Linked DNA regions of Homo sapiens: region 1 is linked to region 2. Evidence: chromatin loops called from intact Hi-C (ENCODE). Cell type or tissue: heart left ventricle. All regions are shown on one strand. Each heading gives the region's core, and the rest is flanking DNA. Links, peaks and the distances in the headings are about the cores only. Region 1 has its middle 16 kb from the start of LINC00445. Region 2 overlaps NBEA (neurobeachin).

Evidence for each region. A loop is a pair of places that touch in the nucleus more often than their neighbours do. Peaks named below come from ENCODE experiments on the same cell type or tissue, not always from the same donor. Only the 100,000 strongest peaks of a DNase experiment are listed, where the experiment ranks them.
Region 1: it touches region 2 in a loop (2.0-fold over the local background); 34 of 110 quality-filtered maps call a loop at or near these places.

What each region holds. Positions count from the first base shown.
Region 1 is chr13:35,708,335-35,719,881 of GRCh38, reverse strand. No RefSeq gene overlaps it. Among named protein-coding and RNA genes, the nearest start is that of LINC00445, 16 kb to the right of the region's middle. RefSeq lists an enhancer at 6,366-7,081. In heart left ventricle, for the core only: no CTCF peak of the experiment used is centred there; DNase peaks (open chromatin) are centred at 2,986 and 5,121; H3K27ac peaks cover 443 bases.
Region 2 is chr13:35,624,301-35,635,847 of GRCh38, reverse strand. It overlaps NBEA (neurobeachin), which reads right to left. Exons shown (of 59, transcript NM_001385012.1): 49 at 7,600-7,767. Among named protein-coding and RNA genes, the nearest start is that of LINC00445, 68 kb to the left of the region's middle. RefSeq lists a silencer at 4,985-5,034. In heart left ventricle, for the core only: CTCF peaks have their summits at 4,795 and 4,999 (motif pointing left); no DNase peak of the experiment used is centred there.

The sequences.
Region 1 (11,547 bases), core at 1,464-9,463, 84 kb before region 2:
GGGCTCACATCTTTGGCATGGGTCTTCGTTATTGTGGCCAAAATGAGTGTCAACCACAAATTCCATAGTGTTAGAAATAGGACTTTTCCCATTTTTTTCTGTAAGTTAATTTCTGTTTCAAGGTGCTACTCTACCTGAGTGAAAGACACACATTTTCCATTTAACCAGGGATTCCAATCCCCATTTTTCCCAGGGTGATGTTGTAACTGCAGGAACTTGACTAGTGTTGTGGCAAGGAGGTTGGAGGAAATGTGGTCCCTGAGTCCTGTGTCCATGGAGGCCCCCCCCGGGGCATCTGCTGAGCCTGTCCACAGGCATGAGGCTCTCTTTGCCCTGCGCTGAGATGCAGAGGTGACGTTCTTTCTGCTGCTCCCATGAGGCTCAGCACCACCTGCAAACCCTCTCTGGGGTCTTGACTTCTCAGGACTCTGTCCAGGAAAATGTTCAGGATCCCCCTCAGCCAGCTTCCCTGGGATTTAATTCCCAGTCTTGAGGAGCATGTTTTTTCTAGACACCAGTGGAGGAAGTTCTTTTCCATTCTTGAGGTTTTTCCCTGAGAGAAACTTCCTGTACTTTCTGGTTTGCCTTGGAGGCACCTGACGATAGCTTAGTGGGTCGAGGCTTCGGGAAGCCAAGGTAGAGGCAGCTCCCCTCTGCCTTCTAGATTTTCACAACTGCGCTGTCTCACCCTGAGGCAAAGCAGAGCAGGTGAGAGAAAAGAAGGAAGATTTACCAGGAGAGATTTTCAAAACCGGTTAATACTATTTCCAATAAAATCTCAAAAATGTTATTCTACCATATCAAGATGTCCATAGTTTTTATTTCTGCAGAAGTTCCAAGTTTGCTCATAGAACAGTTTGTGTGTGGCTCCAATAGGTGCTGCAGAAAGTATGCTTCCAGATTTACATCCGCTGCCCCAGCCTGCGCCTGTCTCTCTTTACGGCAAGTCCCTGAGGCAGCAAAGGGGTAGATATGCTATAGCTTGGTGGGAAAGCCTCTATCCATAGAATTTTGAGCTAAACCCATCAGCCACAAGCCCAAACACCACTTCACTTCTGTGGTTAAATCCACCACGTAACATCCTTCAGGCTACAGTCCCTTGGGAGCCTCACGGTGTATCTGTGTCACACCTGCCCCCATAAATGGAATTTACTAGGCTCTGAGAGAACAAAAACAAGAGGCAAAGCCTCAGTCCTCAAACAGCTTACAGCATGGGCGAAAAGGACACACCTTATGTGTTTCAATATAAGAAAAGGAGTTCGATTTTGAACACACACTATATTAGCTGATTGCAGAAATTTCTGGAAATATAGCCATTAAGATGTAGGTGATAATTCAACACGGATACAGGACAAGATTATACTACTGAAAATAGTGAACGAACATCTTGAATATTCCCTGTGTCCCATGTGGTGTCCTAATATCTTCACATCCATCCTCTTTTTAACAAGGTTGCTGTTATTATTATCACCTTAATTCACAAGCAAAAAACGAAAAACAAAGATGGAGGAACTTGCAGTTGGGGGTCAAGGAAAGGCTGATGGCTCCAGATCCGTGGCCTAAGCAGAAGGCTTTTCCCCTGGTGTGTCTCCACCACGTGGTTGTGAAGGAACCAGCACCATCATTTGTCTTCTGGATGATCTCACGGCACTGTGTGCGTGTGGTCCCTAGTTAGTGTCATTAGCTGACTCCCCAAACCTTCCTGGGATGTGGCTGTGAAATTTTATCTTAGAACTTCAGTTTAATTCCATAAACTTTTGTTGAATATCTACAGAAGGTATAGAAGTGAGGATGGGATTCAAAGATAAACCAGACACGAACCCAAGCCATGGGACATTGCTAATTGGAATAGAAAACTGCAACCAGCTTGGTGCTGCAGTGCAGGTACTGAGAACCTCTGGGCTCCTGGTGAGGCTGCAAGACCAAATCCAAGAATACGGGCAGCCTCTACGAGGGGCTGACTCACCCCACAGACTCAGTGGAAAAAGTGCCCAGGACCCACGACAATTTTAGGGCCCCCAAAAGTGTTTTCTATTTTACATACAAAAATTAACCAGGTGTGGTGGCACATGCCTGTAGTCCCAGCTACTCGGGAGGCTGAAGCAGGAGAATCTCTTCAACCCAGGAGGCAGAGCTTGCAGTGAGCCGAGATTGCACCACTGCACTCCAGCCTGTGCGACAGAGCAAGACTCCGTCTCAAAAGAAACAAAAACAAAACAAAAAGTGTTTTTTATTTTCCATTAAAATCAGAAGAAAATGATGAATATAATACAATAATAATAATAAACCCACCATGAATTATATTTGTCTTATATCAACACAGTCATAAAAACAATATCTATTGAATGGGTACAATGTACTGATGTGATAGATGTACCGAGTCCAGACTTCACTACTATGGCAATATATCCATGTAAAAAAATTGCACTGGCACCCCTTACAAATACAAATATGTATTTATTTAATGAACAGAGGAAGGAGCCCATGAAAGCAAAATTGCCTAGATCCCGGGAAAGTCACCATGTGGCCCTGTAGTGATGGCTAAATATTAGCTATTCAACGCATATGGGATTTTATAAAGTACAGAAAACATTCCTCAGCTCTGAAGTACATACTCCGAAACTGGAGGGAATGTTTTATCCATGATCATAAATGGGGATCCAATATCTCAAGGTCCAACCTTCAGAGGAAAATGATCTTAGAAGCATGAGACATTGCCTTAAAAGCCCAGGGAAAGAAGAAAGGTCCAAATACCAGCATCCCCTTCATGAAACCCAAGCAGCATCACTGTGGAGTTTCTGTGGAGAATCCAGGAATTGCTGGGAAAGGGGCCTGCTTGCTCTCCCTGCGCTGAACGAGGATGTGAGGCAGCAAGAAGCAAAGTCATGCTCTGTAAACAGGCGAGTGTCCGTGGCACTGCTGGGGACTCCAGGAGGAGGCTCAGCCGGCTCACTCGCTGAAATGTCACTGCTCGTCAGTGGGCACAGGAGGCCTCGGTGGCTGCTGGCTGGGGAAGCGGGCTGGTGGTGTACGTCAGGGCCTCCCACCTTCGACAGCCCAAGCTGGCCAGTCGCCTCAGAAGGGGTGCCGAAGCTGGGGCCCAGAGCGTTGGTTGGCCTCAGAGACACTCGATTGTGCAGAGTGGGATGCAAGCTCCTGTTAGCACCCAGGTGGTGGGAGGACAAGCTCTGGAACCCAGAGATTTAGGGAGCCCGGCCCAGAGATGGCACCTGCTCCTCAAATCTCCTTCCAGAAGTGATCCTGGATTTTAAGCTTCTTTCAAAGCCATTACAAGGACTTGTTGGAATGGGGTGAGGGCAGCTTAGCCAACACCCATGAAGGCTAAGATTAGACAGTGACTCATGCTTGCAAACGCTGACCACCTCCACCTCATACCTGAAGTGCAAAGTGACATTTCTCACCCTTTCCGCAAATAAATCTTTCCTGTGCAGTGTTCTCTAAGGACCTCAAGGCCTGTCAAGGACTTGGCCCCTAGCTCATTGAAACCACAGTGGATTGCCAAATTTTGCAGATGTTTGCACTGACTGCTTTATGTTTTGTAATATCCCAGAGCTGTTCCCAAGTGATGCTCATCCATTCACCAAGTTAATGCTTAATAAGAATGATCTACAAAGGGTGACAGCTCCAAAAGATGACGAGAGGGAAATAGCCTTCAAGGAGAATGGACGAGCAAAATAAATAAATAAATACAGCCCTGCCTCCACAGACTGAGGTGCAGAAAAGGGAACTCGTGTGTAGCAATTCCTAGGAAAAAAAAAAAAACAAGAAGGACAACAGTGTTTATTTATGAACATGGGCATGTTTGTGTTTCTCAGGGGGGCTGTGAGACCCCGGCAGGGCTTGGCGTGCTGGCGCTGGACTCAGGTGGAGATGAAATGTATAGATGGACCAAGGTGAGCTCTTACAAAAACATGGATCAATTTGATAGCTAAAAAGGGTCAGTTCCCAGAGCAAGAAAAGTTTAACTATGGAGGAAGCACACTGATCCCAGAGCTATAGAAATTGAATAACAATTCCTACTTTTCAACCTGGATAATCTCATGTAATGTTAGAGAAAAATCCTGAAGTCACCGGTGTCAGTGTCTCTACAACAAGATAGAAAGATTGGGGATGTTCTGAAGGTCAACCAACAATTTGGTGGCAGGTCTGGGATGAACAGGCAGGTCTCTATTCCTTTTCAGTGGTTTTTGACATGTAAAGTGCTAAATGTCTTCACAGTTACAATGTATTGCATGTTTTACATATATTGTGTCTATCTTCACTTCAGTCCTACAGGAGTGGTATTATTCTCTTTATTTAAAGATGGCAAAATTAAGGCTCGGGGAGAGATTAAGCAACAGACCCAAGGTCACAGTTTATTCAGCAAATATTAGGCCTCTATTTTGTGCTAGGCCTGGGGTTTCCCAGATACCAGGCAGAGTGAGCACAGTTCAGAAGAAGAAACTCCTGAAAGGTCTCAGCCGAAACAACCTGTATTTTAAAGAATTTTTCTCTCAAAGGATAAAACAAGCATTTGGTGCACCATGGTTTTTTGTGCTAACAGGCTGAATTCCATGTAGAAATGAGAGAAATGCTGAAATTGTTTGGAAGGATTGCAGATGTACGCAGGGTTCATTTTATTAATTAAGCAGGCCTGGATGCTAATTCAGTTGCTATGCACCAGAGCTCCCGGGAAATGCATGCCGAGGCAGAAAGACATACACAGAAATCTTTAAAGAGATTTGTATGTAATGCAGGTAGGAATTTTGGAGGATGGGAGGTGTCACGTGGCTGCACATGTTTTGCAGCACAGAATCCAGTTGCTTAAAAGTTGTGCCTGTGGTCTGTGCCATCCCCAGCCACACACCAGCTGGAGGGATACATATCACAGTAAGAAAGCAGTTTTTTGTGTGACTCTGGACCTACCCACTTTGCAGGAATCCCAGGCTGCCTCAGCTTCCCCCCAGCTCATCATATGGCCCAGGGGTTTGAGTGAGCTTGCTACCTCCGGGTACGCACCAGGCTCCTGCCTGCGCCAGCTGCAGCTGCTTCCTCTCCCTGGGAAGCTGCTGGTGCTGCTGAGGCCTGCCATCCCCCTCCAGCTGGAAGCTGCCCTGGCTGACCTTTGGCTGCCCTGTCCCTGTCCCGCTGCAGAGACTGGCCTCAGGGGTAATCCTGTCTTTAACACACCACCTCCTCTCGCCCAGAGGTCACAGAAGACTGCATCCAGAGCTGGCCTTGTCTGGAGGAGGTTTTAATGAAACAGTTCTTCTATTTATTTGTGTTGCTGCCTCTGTTGCCCGGGGCCATGGTATGGGTTCCCAAGGGGGGACGCTGAGGTTTGGGGGAGGACACTCAGAGGGGACAGCAAGCTTTCTCCCCAGTCACCTAGCCCCTGACACTGACCTGCTGTCCTTGCACCAATCCTGTGGCCTTTCTCCTGTTTTTCTCCCAGTCGAATCCTAGGTTGAATACAGTTTCATTTGCACCCTGCAACACTCACTAAAAGCAAACCGGTTTTCCCAAATGTTCACGATTCCACCAGAGGGAAAACAAAGGTCATTCAGTCATATGGAATCTGATTAACACAAAGCTCCAGACACGCACTCCTGGATTAAATGCTTTCTTAAGCCACTCCTGCCCCGGGGACAGCAGGAGCTATTTTAACTGTGGTGGAAGACCCAGCGGTTTGCTGAAGTTGCCCAGTGGGATGCATTTAGTATCCATATTTCAAGGCAGCTTTCCTAATGCTATTTTCACATTATGCATTTTTAAAGAATGAAACTATTGCTTGGATTTATAAGGAAAGGAATAGAAGAACCAATTTTATACATTGGAATAAAAGATTTTAAAAATTACTTTTAACAAGAATCAGGTTTACTGATGTCTAACTTACATATAATAAAATTCATCCTTTTTAGTGTACAATTTGGCAACAAATATAGTGCCACCACTGCAATCAAATTTTCAGCCCCTTCTCTCCACCCCGTAAAAAAGTTTCCTTGACCAGGAGCCATGGCTCATGCCCGTAATCCTATCATTTTGGGAGGCCGAAGGGAGAGGATCGCTTGAGGCCAGGAGTTCAAGACCAGCCTGGGAAACATAACAAGATCCTGTCCCAAGGAAGAAAAAAAGCTTCCTGTGACCCTTTGCAACGAACCTTCCACCCTGCAACCTCCAGCCCCTGGCAACCGTCGATCTGTTTTCTGGCCCTGTAGTTTACCTTTCCCAGAATATCATATAAATGGAAGCACATACTTATAGAGTCTCTTGTGTCTGGCTTGTTTCACACAGGGGACGCCTTTGAGGCTCATCCACATTGCTGCACGTATCAGCAGCTGATTTCTTTTTGCTGTTGAGTCGTATTTCCTTATATGGGCGTGCTGCAATTTGAATATCCTTTCACCAGTAGATGGATGTTTAGATTGTTTCCAGTTTTTAGCTGTTAAGAATAAAGCTGCTGTGAACTTTGTGAGGACATATGTTTTCATTTATTTGGGGGTAAACACCCATTAGTGGGATTGCTGGGTCATTTGGCAAGTATATGTAGAACTTTTTTTTTTTTAAGAAAGGGGGAGTTTAGGAATGTTGCTGGGTGGTTCATACAGGAAGTGAAATATCAGAGTGATGAGTTTGAAGAGTCAGCTCAGCTCTGGGCTCCATGGTGCCTTTCAAGACCTCTACCCATGGCCTTGCTGTGAGTTGGTAGACTTACTTTATTGCATCGTTGGTCTAGACACAAAGGAAGGGGCAGATCAGTTTCATTCTTAGGTGTTTCCACCTCTTACCAGCGGCATGGCCTCGGGCAAGTACTTGAGCTCATTGCGCTTCTGTTTCCTCAGCTGTAAAGTGAGCATTCCAGCAGGGATGCTGTGAGGGTGTTTTGTTCTTTACTGTGTACTCCAAATGCAGCCAGGAGGATTTTTTTTTTTTTAAGTATACAAGTGAAAAGTGTAGAACAATGCCTGGCACATAGCAAGTACTCAATAAACACCACCAGTTTAAAGTCAGAATCAGCACTAGAATTTCAAATGAAAAAGATTGTGGCAGAGCTCATTTGTCTTCCTAGAAAGCACTGATATTTTTAATTAAATATGCTCACCAGATGACATGAAGAATGTGTTCATTCATTCATCACTTCTTTACTGAGTGCCTGCTGTGGGCCAGGTGAGGAGGCCCTGTCCCGATTCCTACAGAATTTATAGTTCAGGAGGAGAGAGAGGTAGAATGAAAGGCCTGTGTTATAAGTAATTACAAACTCCTCCAGTAAGTACATCAAAAGAAAAGGACAGGGGGCTTGCAAAGAACATCCAACGGGAGAAGTCATGCCACTAGCACCACCAACCCACCTTGCATGAGTACCGCGCATTGCAGGCTAGAACTTTAGGTCAGTTATTGACTCTGATTGAAGGGAAGTGGAGTCCAGCCCCTCCTGACCTCCTCCCATGATGGCTGGAAAATCATCTCCTCCTTCGTTTAATATTCATCAGCAAACATTTACCTGGCGCCCTTTAAAATCAAACTACCGTCCTAGGCATGGAGGAAACGTACAGGCAGGATGCAACATCGCTTCTCCTGCCAGGGAGTTGACAACATCGTGGAGGATGAGACCAGGCTAATACACAGTGACAGCTCCTCTCCCTGCTGGAACTGCACAGATGAAAAGGATCATGAAACCTTGATGGGTTAACAGTTAAGCACCATTTCCCCGACCCAGATTCACCAAGGGGATGATGCCACTGGAACTCGGGGCACACACTGGCCACCTTTGCGAAATGGGGCCCACAGACCTGGAGGGCCTTCTCCTTGGGGGCCATGAGGAGGGGTGAAATCCCCTGAGTAGGAGGCCGTGGAGCAACAAAAGACCAGGGCTCAGTCCCCCGCTGCAGCCAGATGGTGTTTGCCAGAGATTTCCAGAGGAAACTGAGTGTGAACGAGCAGCAGTCTGTGGTGGAGATATGTAACGTGTCTTGGCAAGTAACAACTGTTTCTGAACATTGGAAAAGGTACTGGCTGCTGAGAAGCCATTCCTGATGTGCAGGAACTAAAGTGTCAGTGGGAACCTCCAGGACTGCTCTTCTCTTGGGGTCTTGGCCGGGTCCAGCCAATGTCAGTGAGTGGACAAATGGTCGAGCTAATATAATCCATAGGTCTTACTTGAGTTCTTACCTCAGTTGCCAGCTGTGCTTTCTGAAGGCCTTCTAAGCCCTAAGCATGGTGCTCAGTCCTATGGGGCATCCAAGATGATGATATAGGTTGTGTTAGGTTTTCAGTATCCCCAATTCTTTTGGGGTTCTCCTCCTTCCCCATCCCAATCAGGTGCTGCTATGGGACCACTCATCATGGTATCCTCCCCCTTCTAGTCACAAGACGGTCACATGATTCAGCCCAATTTTTCTACCCCTTCCCCTGGCAACGGTGGTTGAACTTGGGCTGGTCATATGACTTGAGTTGGGCCAACTAGGGACTTTTATGGGACTTCTCGATTTGGGACCACAGGTGTGATGGCTTTGTGACACACTACTGTACTGAACTGCATTTCTTAGAATTCCCTCTCCTGTATGTTTTCAGACAGGGTGGGCCATAAAAGACATACTTTTAGGAGACTGTGAGGACGGAAAAGAAGCAGTAGCCCCGTGTAGTACACACACCCTTCTTCCTGGTTACTCAAACACTCATACAGATGCTGCTGTGAAGGAACTTCACAGGTGTGCTTGAAGCCCCTGATCAGCTGGTGTTAAGTTATGGACACTACCCTGGATGGGCATAACTTGCAAAGCCTTTAAAGGCAGCTTCAGCCTTCTCCAGACATGAGCTTCTGCTTGTGTCTGTGGAGCCCTGCCTGCTTCTGATCTTGCCTTCTTGAAGCCTGCCCTAAAGATTTCTGATGTTCTTAGCCAGACAGTTCCTCACGATCAATTCCTAGGGATGCGTGGGTTTGAGAGTATGTGTCCTACTGATTCTGTTTGCCTGACTGGACCCTGACTGGTACAGCAAGAGACAGAGTTTTGCCTTTGAATTACTATGGTAGTAGAGTCTGCTAGTTGTCCTACGCATCTGTTCTCTTCTCTCATTAGACTGGAACTCTTGAATTTCAGCTAGCTCATCACCACCCACAGATTCAAAATTCAAAACAGGCTGGGTATAGGGGCTCAGGCCTGTAATCCCAGCACTCTGGGAGGCCAAGGCAGACAGATCATTTGAGGGCAGGAGTTTGAGACCAGCTTGGGTAACATGGTGAAACCCTGTCTCTACTAAACATACAAAAATTAGCTGGGCATGGTAGGGCGCACCTGTGGTCCCACCTACTCAGGAGGCTGTGGCAGGAGAGTCGATTGAATCTGGGAGGTGGAGGTTGCAGTGAGCTGAGATTGCACCACTGCACTCCAGACTGGATGACAGAGCAAGACCCTGTCTCAAAAAAAAAAAAAAAAAAAAAAAACCTCAAAAGAGAAGTAAAACATATAGTAGTCCCCTTTTATCCAGAGGGGATACATTTCAAGACACCCAGTGAAGCCTGGAACCATGGATAGTACCTAATCCTGTATTACTATGTTTTTTTCCTATACATACATATTTACGATAAAGTTGAATTTATAAATTAGGCACAGTATTCTTGAGCTCTGGGACCATTGTTAAGTAAAGTAAGTGTTACTTGCACACAAGCGCTATGATGCCACCTGAGGGCTGAGGGCAGAATCTGTCTTCACATACACTGCACACTATTTTGGCCGATCTCAGCCAAGGTCATGGAGGCGGGGCTGCCCCCTCAGGTGACCTGGGATGCCCCCTTCACTTCCTGCACCCACCCTGGCTCCAGCAAACCCAGTCACTCACACCCACAGCCACAGTAGTTGCACAGCTGTGTGACTTTATTAAAAGCTGCTGAATCAAACACTTTAAAAAAATGAATTTTATGGTAGGTAAGTTACATTGAAATAAAGCTGATATGCAAAAAGTGTATTAAAAATAAAGTATCACACAGAAAAACACAAATAATGAAAGGAAACTGAGAATGGCATTCTGGGGAATAAGTACCTTACCCAAGGTGGAAAGAGGAGGTAGATAATCAACAGAGAAAGTGGGTATTGGGAGAGGCAGGAGGAGCTTCAGAAGAAGTGGGCAGGCAGCTGCTTCAGGCACTGCCAAGTGGTCAAGGAAGAGTCGAACCAGTACAAAGGGCATGAACCAACCAGGTCACCAATGTCCCCAAGAGAGCCACGCTGGCAGTGGCTTGCAGAGCTGGCTGTGGGTGAGAAGAATTTGAAGAAGTAACAGGGTGAGGCAAGCTCTTTAGGAAGACCTGAGTACATTTTTGGTCCAAAAGCCACTCCCCTCCCCGACTCCCAGTGCTAGTGCAGTGGGAACAGGCTGAGAGGGCAGGAAGAGGGGGTGGCCTGGCCAAGGAGTAAGGACCGAGGTCTTTTCCAAGTTATGATCTTTTCTCCTTTATCTCTGGTAAGCGTTACTAGCAGGCATATTTGCTTAGGATATTAGAAAACTTAGTTTCTCAGGCCTAAAAGCCCTTTGACATGATAATAACAATAGTAACTTATTTATTGAGAGCATAACTCATTGGACATAAGCATAAAGTGGTTTTATTCCTTCCAATAACCGTCCCTTTATAATGCCATGTTGAAACATTTTTCTTACTAAAGGCCAACTAAGGTCCCTTCATCACACCATTTTGACTTGACTGTATAATTATTCATCATTCTTGGTTACTAAAACAGATTTATTTCAGCACTGAAAGCTCAGTCCTTACCACTGAAAAGGGCTATAACTGCTTTGAGCAAAGGAGTGGGTGCGATTTGGCTTTGAGTCCCCTCTTCAGTAAGAGTGGGCTCCCCAACTCCTGGGCAGGAAGCAGGCAGTCTACCCTCATGACTGTCATGGTGGGGCCATGATTTGGCCCCTCGGTGCTCATGCTCTGCTCTCCTGGCAGCCTCACCAGAGGTGGTTGCCTTCACATGGGCAGTGTGGGAGCTTTCTCCTTGGAGAGCTCTTCAGTTTCACCTCCACCACTGAGAATAATTCAGCCCCATCAGTAATACTGGTCCTCAACCCATTCTCCAGATGGGATGTTCCATTGATCTTGAAGTGTCCCTGGTGCTCGTGCCTCTGATAACCTTTGTGCTCTTTCACTGCCATAGAAACCACAGGGCTCCTCTTCCACAGACTATGAGGGCCATGAAGGATCATTTCATGACCCAGCTTGGGCTCCCTAAGAAGTAGGGTTGCCAGATAAAATGTGAGATGCCCAGTTAAATTTAAATTTCCCAAAAACAGGACATAATTTTTAGTATACTGTCTTGTGTAGTATTTGGAGCATACTCATACCACAAAGTTATTCATTGTTTATCTGAAATTCAAATTTAACTGGGCACCTTGCATTTTTATGCACTAAGTCTAAGAACTGTAGAAAGAATCAGACTCCAAGATGCAGCTTGCATACAGGAAGTTTACTGGGGAATGCTCTAAGGGTCAACACCTGTCGGGGAGGGAAGGCAGCTGAACCAAGCAGAGAGAAGTTGAACTGTGACGAAG
Region 2 (11,547 bases), core at 1,474-9,473:
AGTGAAGTACTGCAGTAATTATGAGCAGGTAAGATAGACCTAAATTAAAGATTTATTCACTAATCAAAATTAAATGTGTGTCATTAATTTCCTTGATACTAATTTCTATATTAAAACCTTATTCATCAAACCTTTGCAATGCAAGCCTTATGGCTCTCAATGAAAACCTTTGCAGTGAGAAACACATAACAAATATATTTGAACCTATATCCTTATTAGTTTTAGGAATCATGGTATTTTTCATGTTCCCAAAATGATCCTTTAGCTTTAAAGAACACCAAATACGTATTTTCACTCCACTAATTAAAATGTAGGGGTTTTCTTTCCATTTTAATTTGGCTTTTGAATCTGTTAAAATTTTCATCCCAGTAAAACATGCAGTAATTATAGGGGGAAATTAAGATGGTTTTAAGAAATCTTAATCACCCACTTTGTGATCATTTGTTGCAATCACTTCTCAGAATAACTGCCCAGGAGAAGAACCCTGGATATCCCCCATATGAAGACAATTAGGCATCATGGCAGTTGTAAATGGATAACCTTGTGCTACAACTCATTCACGCAGATCGGGCAGGTGGTGTTGATATTCCTTGTCATATCAAAGAGAATCAGAAATGGGGGGAGGAAAGGCTGAGGAATAAAGGATTCATAGAAAGAATAAAGAATAATAGAAAGAATTCAAGGAAGACAATGATTGTAGAGGTCCTCAATGTTGTCATTATGGGCCCTTAAATTACCCTTCATTTACATCATCAGGATGAAAAAGTGTGTTAATTTTTTGTCTTATAAATTTTATGAATTCATCTTCTCAGAAAAGCCAGCATTGCAGCTGTTTTGGTTAAAGACACATCTATCTTCTGGTTCTTGACAGCCCTATCATGTCAATTCTCTGTAGTAGCAAGGAATATTTCAGCAAGAAAATAAAGTAAAAACTGAAGTAATCTAGCCTACTTCCTATGGGCATATTTTCACCATAGCCGATCCAAAGGGAGGCAGTGTTATCCCTGTCAGATTGAGAAAAAGATAGAAAAAGAAACTATAAGCTAAGAAAGCCAAGAAATATTAACAGAAAATTAGACTAAAAATGCCACATTTTTATGACTGTTGGTAATATTAAAAACTACTTAATATTTTAATATTTCCAGCATAAATAAATGTGTATATCTATAAATAAATATTGCAATGGCTCACATGTTCTAATAGCTGCCAGCAAAACAGCCTTTTATGATAGACTTATGTGCATACCTCTCACCGTTAAAAAGAAGCCATTGAAATCATTTTCAGTCTGGCAACGTCAACTATAGAATGATGACAAGTATTATGACAAGTTCAGAACTTAGTATCTTGTTAATAACTTGTCTGGTATATGCTTACAGCTTCTGTTGAAATACTGACTCAATTTTTTTCTCTTGCTGAACCAGTACAACTTTAATGCCAGTAATAGTGTTGCTAATTCATTTGATAATATGAATACAAAACTAATGACACTAAAGTAAAACTTTTTTTTCAGATAGTCTCACTCTGTCGCCCAGGCTGGAGTGCAGTGGTATGATCTTGGCTCACTACAAGCTGCGCCTCCCGGGTTCACACCATTCTCCTGCCTCAGCCTCCCGAGTAGCTGGGACTACAGGTGCCCGCCACCACGCCCAGCTATTTTTTGTATTTTTAGTAGAGATGGGGTTTCACCGTGTTAGCCAGGATAGTCTCAATCTCCTGACCTCGTGATCTGCCTGCCTCGGCTTTCCAAAGTGCTGGGATTACAGGCATGAGCCACAGCGCCTGGCCTAATGTAAAACTTTTAAAAATATAAAGGATAATAAAGGATATAAATGCTAATACTAATTTAGATCAAGAAAGAATGTTACAGGCAATAAGTGGGCTGCAATTAGGCCATCTTTATAAAATTTTGGAGACAGTATTGAAAATAAATTTAAAAGCCACAACTGCTTCTTTTTACTAAATAATATTAAAAACAAATTAACTTATTTTCTCTGTTGCTAACAGATTTTTTAAAATTAAATTGATAGTTTTGGTGTCATATATAATGAAATTATTAAAACAAAAGTTCTTCTAAGATAACTTCATTTAATTATGCCTTTAGGTAATAATGCCTGTGTAGTGCTTTATAGTTTAAGTATTTTCACATATTTTTCTCCCATGAATTAGGTATCATCTCTGTCATCAATTTTTTAGGTGAGAAAATACAGGTACATAAAATTCAAGTGACTGACTTAATGTCACTCAAATACTAATGGTTGAGCTGTGATACAACTTATAATATCATTCCCATCTTTCTATCCATTTTTGTTGCCTATGGCATACAATATAATCATACTCTGAGGCAGACAGGTCTTGAACTCCTGACCTAGTGATCCACCCGCCTCGGTCTCCCAAAGTGTGGGGATTACAGGCGTGAGCTATCACGCCCAGCTGAAAAAATTATTTAGGCCGGGCGCGGTGGCTCACGCCTGTAATCCCAGCACTTTGGAAGGCCGAGGTGGGCGGATCACAAGATCAGGAAATTGAGACCATCCTGGCTAACATGGTGAAACCCCATCTCTACTAAAAATACAAAAAATTAGCCGGGCGTGGCAGCAGGCGCCTGTAGTCCCAGCTACTTGGGAGGCTGAGGCAGGAGAATGGCGTGAACCCGGGAGGCAGAGCTTGCAGTGAGCCCAGATTGCGCCACTGCACTTCAGCCTGGGCGACAGAGCGAGACTCTGTCTCAAAACAAACAAACAAAAAATTATTTAATGAGAGTGTTAGCTAGATTAATGGTTTTTAATTGGGAATGTGTGTGAAATTCCCAGATAATTTTTTTTTTTTTTTTTCAAAATAAGACTTGCTTCATTGAAGCCTTTCCCTGGATATTCTGAGATGCCCATGTGATGGGGAGGATAGAGTGGATGGGGAGTTAGATGGGTATGACATGTGTATTAAAAATAGTACAGGGGGGCCGTGCACAGTGGCTCATGCCTGTAATCCCAGCACTTTTGTAGGCTGAGGCAGGCAGATCACCTGAGGTCAGGAGTTCAAGACCATCCTGGCCAACATGGTGAAACCCTGTCTCTACTAAAAATACAAAAATTAGCCAGGTGCGGTTGTGGGTGTCTATAATCTCAGTTACTTGGGAGGCTGAGGTGGGAGAATTGCTTGAACCTGGGAGGTGGGGTGCAGTAAGCCGCTGCACTTCAGCCTTGGTGACAGAGTGAGACTGTCTCTGAAAGAAAGAAAAAAAATACAAGGGGAGGGGTGAGGTTTTGATGAAATGGTTTTAAATTTTTGAAATTGGGTGATAGGTACATGGAGGTTCATTATACCATTCTCTGTACTTTTGTAGGGGAAAAAAAAAAAGCTTTCCAAATGATTCTAACACACCTTTAGTAGAGCAGTGCTTCTTAAAAGTTAATGTCTCAAACAAGTTGCCTAGGGATCTCATTACATGTATTTAGTAGGTTGGGGAAGGCTGAGAGGCTGAAGTTCTAGCAAGTTCCCAGGTGATGCTGATTCTGCTGGGTTATGGGCCACATTTGAGCATCAAGGTGTTAGAAAACCATGGGACTAAATGATTACCAACCAGAATATTCTCTTTCCTAAGCAGGTCATAGGATGAAGTTTCTTGGTCATCATTTAGTAAGTAAAAATATAAATCAGATCATATACTTTTTATTAATATATAAAAACCGATAAGAAAAAATATTCTTTATAATGCTTGAAAAACTGCTCAAATAGTACAGCTCATCTATGAAAAAAAGTGCATAGAAGATTACGATGTAAGCCAAGACTTTAGACAATTTAAATAATATCTACTATCCAACAGATCTAGTGTTTACATATTAAGAAGAGCTTTGTACCAGAACTGTACTGTCATGTTTCTGCCCAGAGGCTGTCATGATAAAGTTTATTATCAATTACTGCTTTACAAGTATAAAATAAGTTAAGCTGTCATAATTTTCTCAGCCAGAGTTCCTAAACTGTCAAAGAATGTCAATTTTCAATCTGACATAGAGAAGAAAATTATCTGTTATTCTGACCTCTAATTTCTTGACATTTTAATGCCATAATTGCTGTGGTTAGTGCTGCTTCATGATTTCACCTGTCAAGAAAGAATGAATCAATAACCTTAAGCCATTTCTCAAACTTTAGCACTAACTTCAAAACTCAAAGTTATAGGCAAGTAGTAGAATTTTTTTTTTTTTTTTTTTTTTTACAAAGGAGACATATATAGATATTCATATATTAAATATTTCTCTTTTTAAATTAGTGTTTAATTTAAGCATGAAAAAATCCATCTTAGGCTAGATGGAGTTTAGTGTAGCCATAATTAGCCTTCCTTTGGTTTTATCTATATGAAATGTACAATCTTTGTATTTTAAAAATACTAAGATAAACATTATCAAATAAAATAAATGTATTGAGCTCAATAAAAGGGTTAATATCTTAAACTCTGCTTTTTCCAAGAGTCTGTGTCCAACCACTTAGGTGGGAATCAACTCTCTCAAGTCGCAACACAGCAGTACAAGACCTCCAGGAACTCAACAAGAATGTTTTAAAAAAAGGTATTGTGCCTCCCACATGGTCTACTCATAGGGGTTGTATATAGGTAAGGGTGCATAAATGACCACTAAATAATGAATATGCTGTACTTCACTCCATTTTATCTGGGTTCTTTCTTATAACAATAGATGTATTTACAGAGAGAGCAACTGAGGTAAAGTGAGATTGAATGACTCGGCCTCACTTACCCAGCTCACAGGATTCAGGTGGGCTCTCGTCCTTTGGAGGACACTATTCCTCACATTCTTAAATGTTAGTGCAGAACTGTCTTTGTGGGAATCTGTTAGCTTCTACTTGGCTAACTGGCATTAACAGCAATGGGAATATGTTAGAGGGGGGAATGGTGGGAAGTGGGAAAGGGGAAATTAACTAGCATTCCTTGAAATCATTTAATCTGTTATGTCTACACTGTACTAAATGGCCCCCTAGTGGTCACAAGGAGATAGAGGCTCTTCCTAAGCAATCTTGAGTCCACACAGGTCCACAGGGTCATGGTAAACCTCTCTGCTGATGTGTGCTCAGGCCTCTGGGGGCTGGGGGAAGGGAAGTAAGAGTATTCCAGGTATGCGCTCCTTCACATGTATCGTGTTCTAAGAACTGACACAGAATTATAGGGTTGAGGAAGTGGGCAAGGGGTCTGGGGAGAAAGAACATAACATTTCACAGTATGACTCTGGGTCTCTCTAATGAAACCTGAGTGTCTGGCAATTATGTGCTTCGAATGAGCATGCTGAAAGGAGACAGAGTCCTGAGCTGAGGCACCCTAGTAGCAGAGAGTCTGCATCACTAGAAGGTCATGAAGCTGTAATACAAGATATTGTTCAGACCATCTATATAATATGCCAACATATGCTTGAATCATTCCCATTCAACAGAAGACAATTTTTAATTTTTAATTTTTACATTTTAAATTTTACATTTCTATGTAATGTTTCATTAAGAAGTTCTACATTAACAAAGCCTTATACACAATTCTTTCACTGTCCAAAGCAATGATGTTATTTTGTAGAAACAGGTATTTTGATAAGATTCAAATAATGAACACTGTATCCATGTAAAGAAAATTTCCATTTTAATTTCATTTTCAAATTCTTTCAGTTATCTCTTTTTAAACCCTCATTTAAATTGGACAAACCTGCTATTTTTCTGTCAATTTTAATGCTGCCTTGCACTTTCATCACATATAAGATGCTTAATGTATTTTATTTTGTATTTAATTTATTTAATTTATTTTATTTTGTGTTTAATGTATTTAATTTGTTTTGCCCAACAGGATTAACTTGCAACTTTCTTTATAAGAACAGGACTTTATTATAATGGGTAAAAATGTATAACAAAATATCCAAAAGCAAAAATGCCTATGACATTTAGAAGTCAAAAGACAATTCAGTTGATCTTAGAATATAAGGATGAACTATTACAACTGTTTTCTTTTTTTCTGATTCTAAAAGGTATTAGCCTTAAAAGAATAGTTTATAAAGTATTTAATAAAACAGGCATGTAATAAGCAAGGGTGTACAGTTGAGACTAATTAAGCTCAGAATTATCTCCTACCAAATAATCTGATTACAATTTATACACAACTGGGGATACTCAGTTGGGTGAGTGTAATGATTTGTAGAGAAAATTCCTTATTTCACCAGCCATTTCATAACACCTGCCTTCTCTCTCATTCATTCATTCTGTCTCTATGTTTTTCTCTTGGCTTCAGGCAATAATTTTATCTTGTGTGCACACAATATGGTACAATATTGCCCCTAATAATACGCTTGCAACGTGTTCTCAGAATATTTTGCCCTAAGGGTCCAAGGATCAATGATTATGAGGCTCTTCCCTTCCTTTTCCTCTTCTTTGCTTGAACCATACAAATGGAGTCATTTTAATTTTATAGAGGTATATAAGAAATAAACTTATGAATGCAAATTTTTCTGTAGAGCTTCATTGCGCCCATCTCCAAGTTTTCCACCTTTAAAATAAAAAATAAGAAAAGCATTCCACTGGCTGGAGATGCAGAAATGATTACTTGTTTTGCATACGACAGATGGCAGATATCTGGTAGAATGGAAGACTGGGATATCACTTCCTTGAAGCAACACTTATGTAGCAGCTGTTGCATCTTCACTCTTTCCACTTATCTGAAATCATTTTGTGCAATGTAGAAATGATTTAAGTAATATTTTATATGAATATTTTCACTAAAAATACTATATACATACTACAGCACATAATTCCCAACTGTTAGCTATAAACATTTCAGATTGAAAACACATAAGAATAAAATAGCATAACTGCATCTATTTCATTCATGCATGTTTTTGAGTATTCTGTCTAAAAGGTAGAAATATTCCTTTTATTTATATTTATTATTTTTTTGAGATAGGGTCTCGCTCTGTCACCCAGGCTGGAGTGCAGTGGTGCAATCTTGGCTCATGGCAACCTCTGCCTCCTGGGTTCAAGTGATCTTCTCACCTCAGCCCCCACAGTAGCTGGGACCACACAGCTGCGCCACCACACCCTGCTAATTTTTGTATTTTTTGTAGAGATGGGGTTTCAGCATATTGGCCAGGCTGGTCTCGAACTCCTGGGCTCAAGCCATTCACTCACCTTGGCCTCCCAAAGTGCTGGAATTACAGGCAAGAGCCACTGAACCTGTAATCCTAGCACTTGTGCTGTTATTTTTAAGAATAGCCACAGTGGCAGATTATGTTAATGTGGAATATTCCTATTTAAATATTCAGCTAGGTTTCACTTATTACTAAAATACGTAAAGCATTACATATTTTAATGTAAATTTTGAAGTAAGAAAAACAAATATACAGATATAGAAGTATATTTAAAGTGTCTGAAATTTAAAAAGGAACCACATACTGGTTGCATTACTTGTTTTGGGACTTTTCAATTTTTCCACATATGTCAAGAACCTGAAATCTGTTTTGTAAGAAGTTATGTTGAAAACAAAATTATACAGAAAGAGATGAAATGTCAAATTTGTGTTTGAGAGATGACAGAAATTTTTGGAATAATATGGGATTTAACACCTACCTCCCTGAGCACAGGATCAGTGATACTATCCAGGTTCACAGAGCCTTCATAAGTCAAGTAGTGAAAAACATTCAGAGCACGAACTGCTTCTGGTCCTCGCTGCTTATAGCCAAATATAAGGTCGATCCACTGATGAAGTTGGCAAGAAACAAATTCACTTTCTAGGGCCTGAAATGAGTCAAGAAAGAAATGAGAGACCATCAAAACTTAGTACACCTTCATATCCTTTTATTTTTTTTTTACTTTGAAATATATATAAAAAGGAGAATATGCTCTTTAAATTTCTGTACTTGATTTATATGTATCAGATCTTCAGTTCCTAGAAATGGAAAAATACTACCTCAGTAGTATTTTACAGACACCTAAATGAAAGTACAGAGACCTAAATGAAAATTTTCCCTTTCTAAAATGCTAAACTTTCTCTTGGCTCCATTAGGTACATAATATGATTTAACATAAATAAATTTCTTATTAAAACACACTCATGTTTAAAAGAAAAATAATTTAAATTACCTTTTTTAATACCATGTTACAGTTTCATTTCTCATTTTTAAATATTAGTTTGAAATTAAGCAATTTTATGAGAAACTCTGATATACATTTATTTTCCTGCCTGAAGTCCTCCAGCTTACCTCTGAGATGACTAGAAGGGAATATCTTTCTTCCACTATGAATTAACTCAGCTATTACACAGTTTGGGAATCACTGGGCAATTTTGGATGTTTGCTAGCTAATGGGAAAGAAATATAAATTACTGAGAGTCAAGGCCCATACTAAGTTTCCATAAACAGAAAAAAGAAAAAAAAAAGGCCTTTTTATTTCCTAAGAAGCCATCAGAAGCTTCCTAGAGGTGTCTTGACAGGTAGGTAGGGAGTCTTGCTCAGGTCCGTGAAATAAGTAGTGATGGTGCATGGCTCACTACGCCTCTCACTTACTGCAGTCATTTATCATCAACTTCCTAGTGATTTAAAGAGGACACTGATTTCAACAACATGGAAAAGAGCTGTACATCTAGCTTTGTAAATTTCAGCTATTGCAGAGCCATGTAAGACAATTTTCTAAATTACGGCGGTCACTAAATATGTGAACAAAGTCATTCTCTGTGATTTCCATGGTGTTGAAACCAATTTGGAATTCACTTAATGAATAAATGATTTCTTGAATTAAGATTGCCAAAAACTGCTTTTCATTTTTTAAGTATATAAAATATTATAAATAATACTTTTCAACTTTTCCTGTGATCACATTTAACTAGTAATTTATTCCCTTCAATCCCTTTCCTGATTTATTCCTTTCAAAATTTTTTGTATTTCATCTACACCAATTAGTGTGGATGTTTCTCATTCAGCAATGTAAACAATGACATTTTATGAAAGAACAGTTTCCATACTAAAGGCAAACAGAATTTCTATATTGTCTATCTCATCGATCTTGAAATAACAGTTCAGAGTAGAACACAGGAAATGAGTCTGAAAGAAGAGATGGTTAAAATTCTGTATTATGTCTATATTAGTTTGGTCAATTTGTATAAATGATTTTGTCAATTCTCTATAACTATTCAATTAAGAAAAAATGTCAGTCTAATTATTTAGTAATATTTTCAGTGTCTGATGCAATAAATGAAGGGATTTAAAAAATGAGTAAATAGAGGTTCATTATTGAGTAACTACTGCTCAAGTCTATTCACAGGAATTCAATTTAGTTATGGAATCAGATAAATAATTTAAAGGAAGATTTTACCAACATGATCAGCTAAGCGCATTCATTACAAATATATCTTATAGATACCACTAAAGAAAGGTTTGATGAAATTTACTATTATCTCTATTAGAGTAAAACCATTATTGAATAAAATACCTAATGGAATCATGAGTGGTAGTGGGAATGATGACTTTTCAATAATTTGAGCTTTTAAAATGTGTTTTTTCTCTTTTATCTCCATCTCCTATTTTCATTTCCTTCCACCACCATGGGCAATAACTATAATGTATTTAATGTTTCTCCTTTTGTTTGCATGTGCCCTTATAAAATATTACTCATTCTTTTGTGGATATACTTTTGAACTATAAAAATATATAGGGTTAAAAATTTCATTTTGTTCCTTACTTTTCTCACTTAGTATTATTTTAAAAATCTACCTGTGTCACTGTGTGACTAGCCCATTGCTTCTCATGGCTGCACAAAACTCCCCTGGTAACAAACACCAGGCTACCTCTAATCCCCATGACACAAGCCTGTGATAAATGCCCCTTTTGGATCTTTCTGAGAATTTCTTTGGGATTTATAATCTGGAGTAGAACTGGGAGTGCATACTTAATGTGAGTCATCCGTGCCCACTCTCTAGCAATGCATGACAGTTTCTATACGTCCTTATCTCCATCAACTGTTAGTATTATCCAGGTTTCTAATTTTGGCCAGTATAAGAGATACAAAATAATATCTCATTGTTTTAATTTGTATTCCTCAAATTACTAACAGATTTGACATCTTTTTAATATGCTTGTTGGTCTTTTGGGTTTCCTCTTCTGTAAATTTCCTGTTCATATCCCTTACCCATTTAAACACTGGAGGTTCTTGTCTTTATATTGTTGATTTATATATTTAATTTTATTATTATTATTTTTTAGACAGGATCTCACTCTATGGCCCAGGGTGGAGTGCAGTGTTGCGATCTCAGCTCACTACAACCTCCGTCTCCTGGGCTCCAGTGATCCTTCCATCTCAGCCTCCCGAGTAGCTGGGTGGGACTACAGACATGCGCCACCGTGCCTGGCTAATTTTTGTATTTTTGTATTGCAGGGACAGGGTTTCGCCATGTTGCCCAGGCTGGTCTCAAACTCCTGAGCTCACGTGATCCGCCTGCCTCGGCCTCCCAAAGTGCTGGAATTACAAATGTGAGCAACTGCACCTGGCCTGATTTATATATTTTAGATAAGAGTTCCTTGTTGGTTTGAAACACTGCAAATGCATTCTCCCAAATGTCATATATCTATTAACTTTATCCATGTTCTTTGTTGGATATATTTTCTTAATTTTGAGATCATCAAATCATGTTTTAAAAATGTTTATGCTTTGAGGTTTTGTCTTGAATTATAGAGATAAATATATTTGTATCATTTAGCTTTATATTTATGGTTTTACTTTTCATATTTTGATCTTTAATTAATCTACATCTACTTTCATTCATATATGATATTAGATATGGGTCCAGTCTTATTTTTGTTTATAAAGTGAGTGAGTTTTTCCAATACCATCTATTAAACAAAAATTCCTTTTCTCAGAGATGTATGGTATTATCTTTACTGTGTAAATATATATTTGAAACGAAGACATAAAGCTGCCGTTATTTACAGATAATATCATAATCTACATAGAAGCCCAGTCTCCTTCCTCCTTTTCTTTTGCTCTCTCTCCTATGTATTTATCATGTCTAGATATGTGTGTGCCCAGCTTTCTATATTTTTCATTTCTATTATTATCTTAATTTATTTTATCTTTATATTCTTTTGCTCTCTCTTCTATGTACCTATCATGTCAACGTATGTGTGTCCAGCTTTCTATATTTTTCATTTCTATTATTACCTTATCTTAATTATCTTATTTCTTACATATCTCAATATGTGCTAGAATTTATTCTTTTTTTCAGGATAAACTAGGCTATTCAGGAACATTTATTCTTCTTTGTAACTTTTACATTAAGTGCATAGATATATCAAAAGAATTTGATTGGAATGCCAATCAATTTATACATTAATTTGTGAACACTGACACTAGGTTTTACTATCCAAGGTCCCCAAATATCTTGATTTATACAGATCATTTTCTATGTCCTTTATTAGAGTTAAAAAATAAAATTTTCTCCATAAAAGTTTTATCTTAGTGTTCTTGGTTAAGTTTATTCCCAGATACTTCATAAATTTTGATGCAACTGTAATACTTTGAAACTAT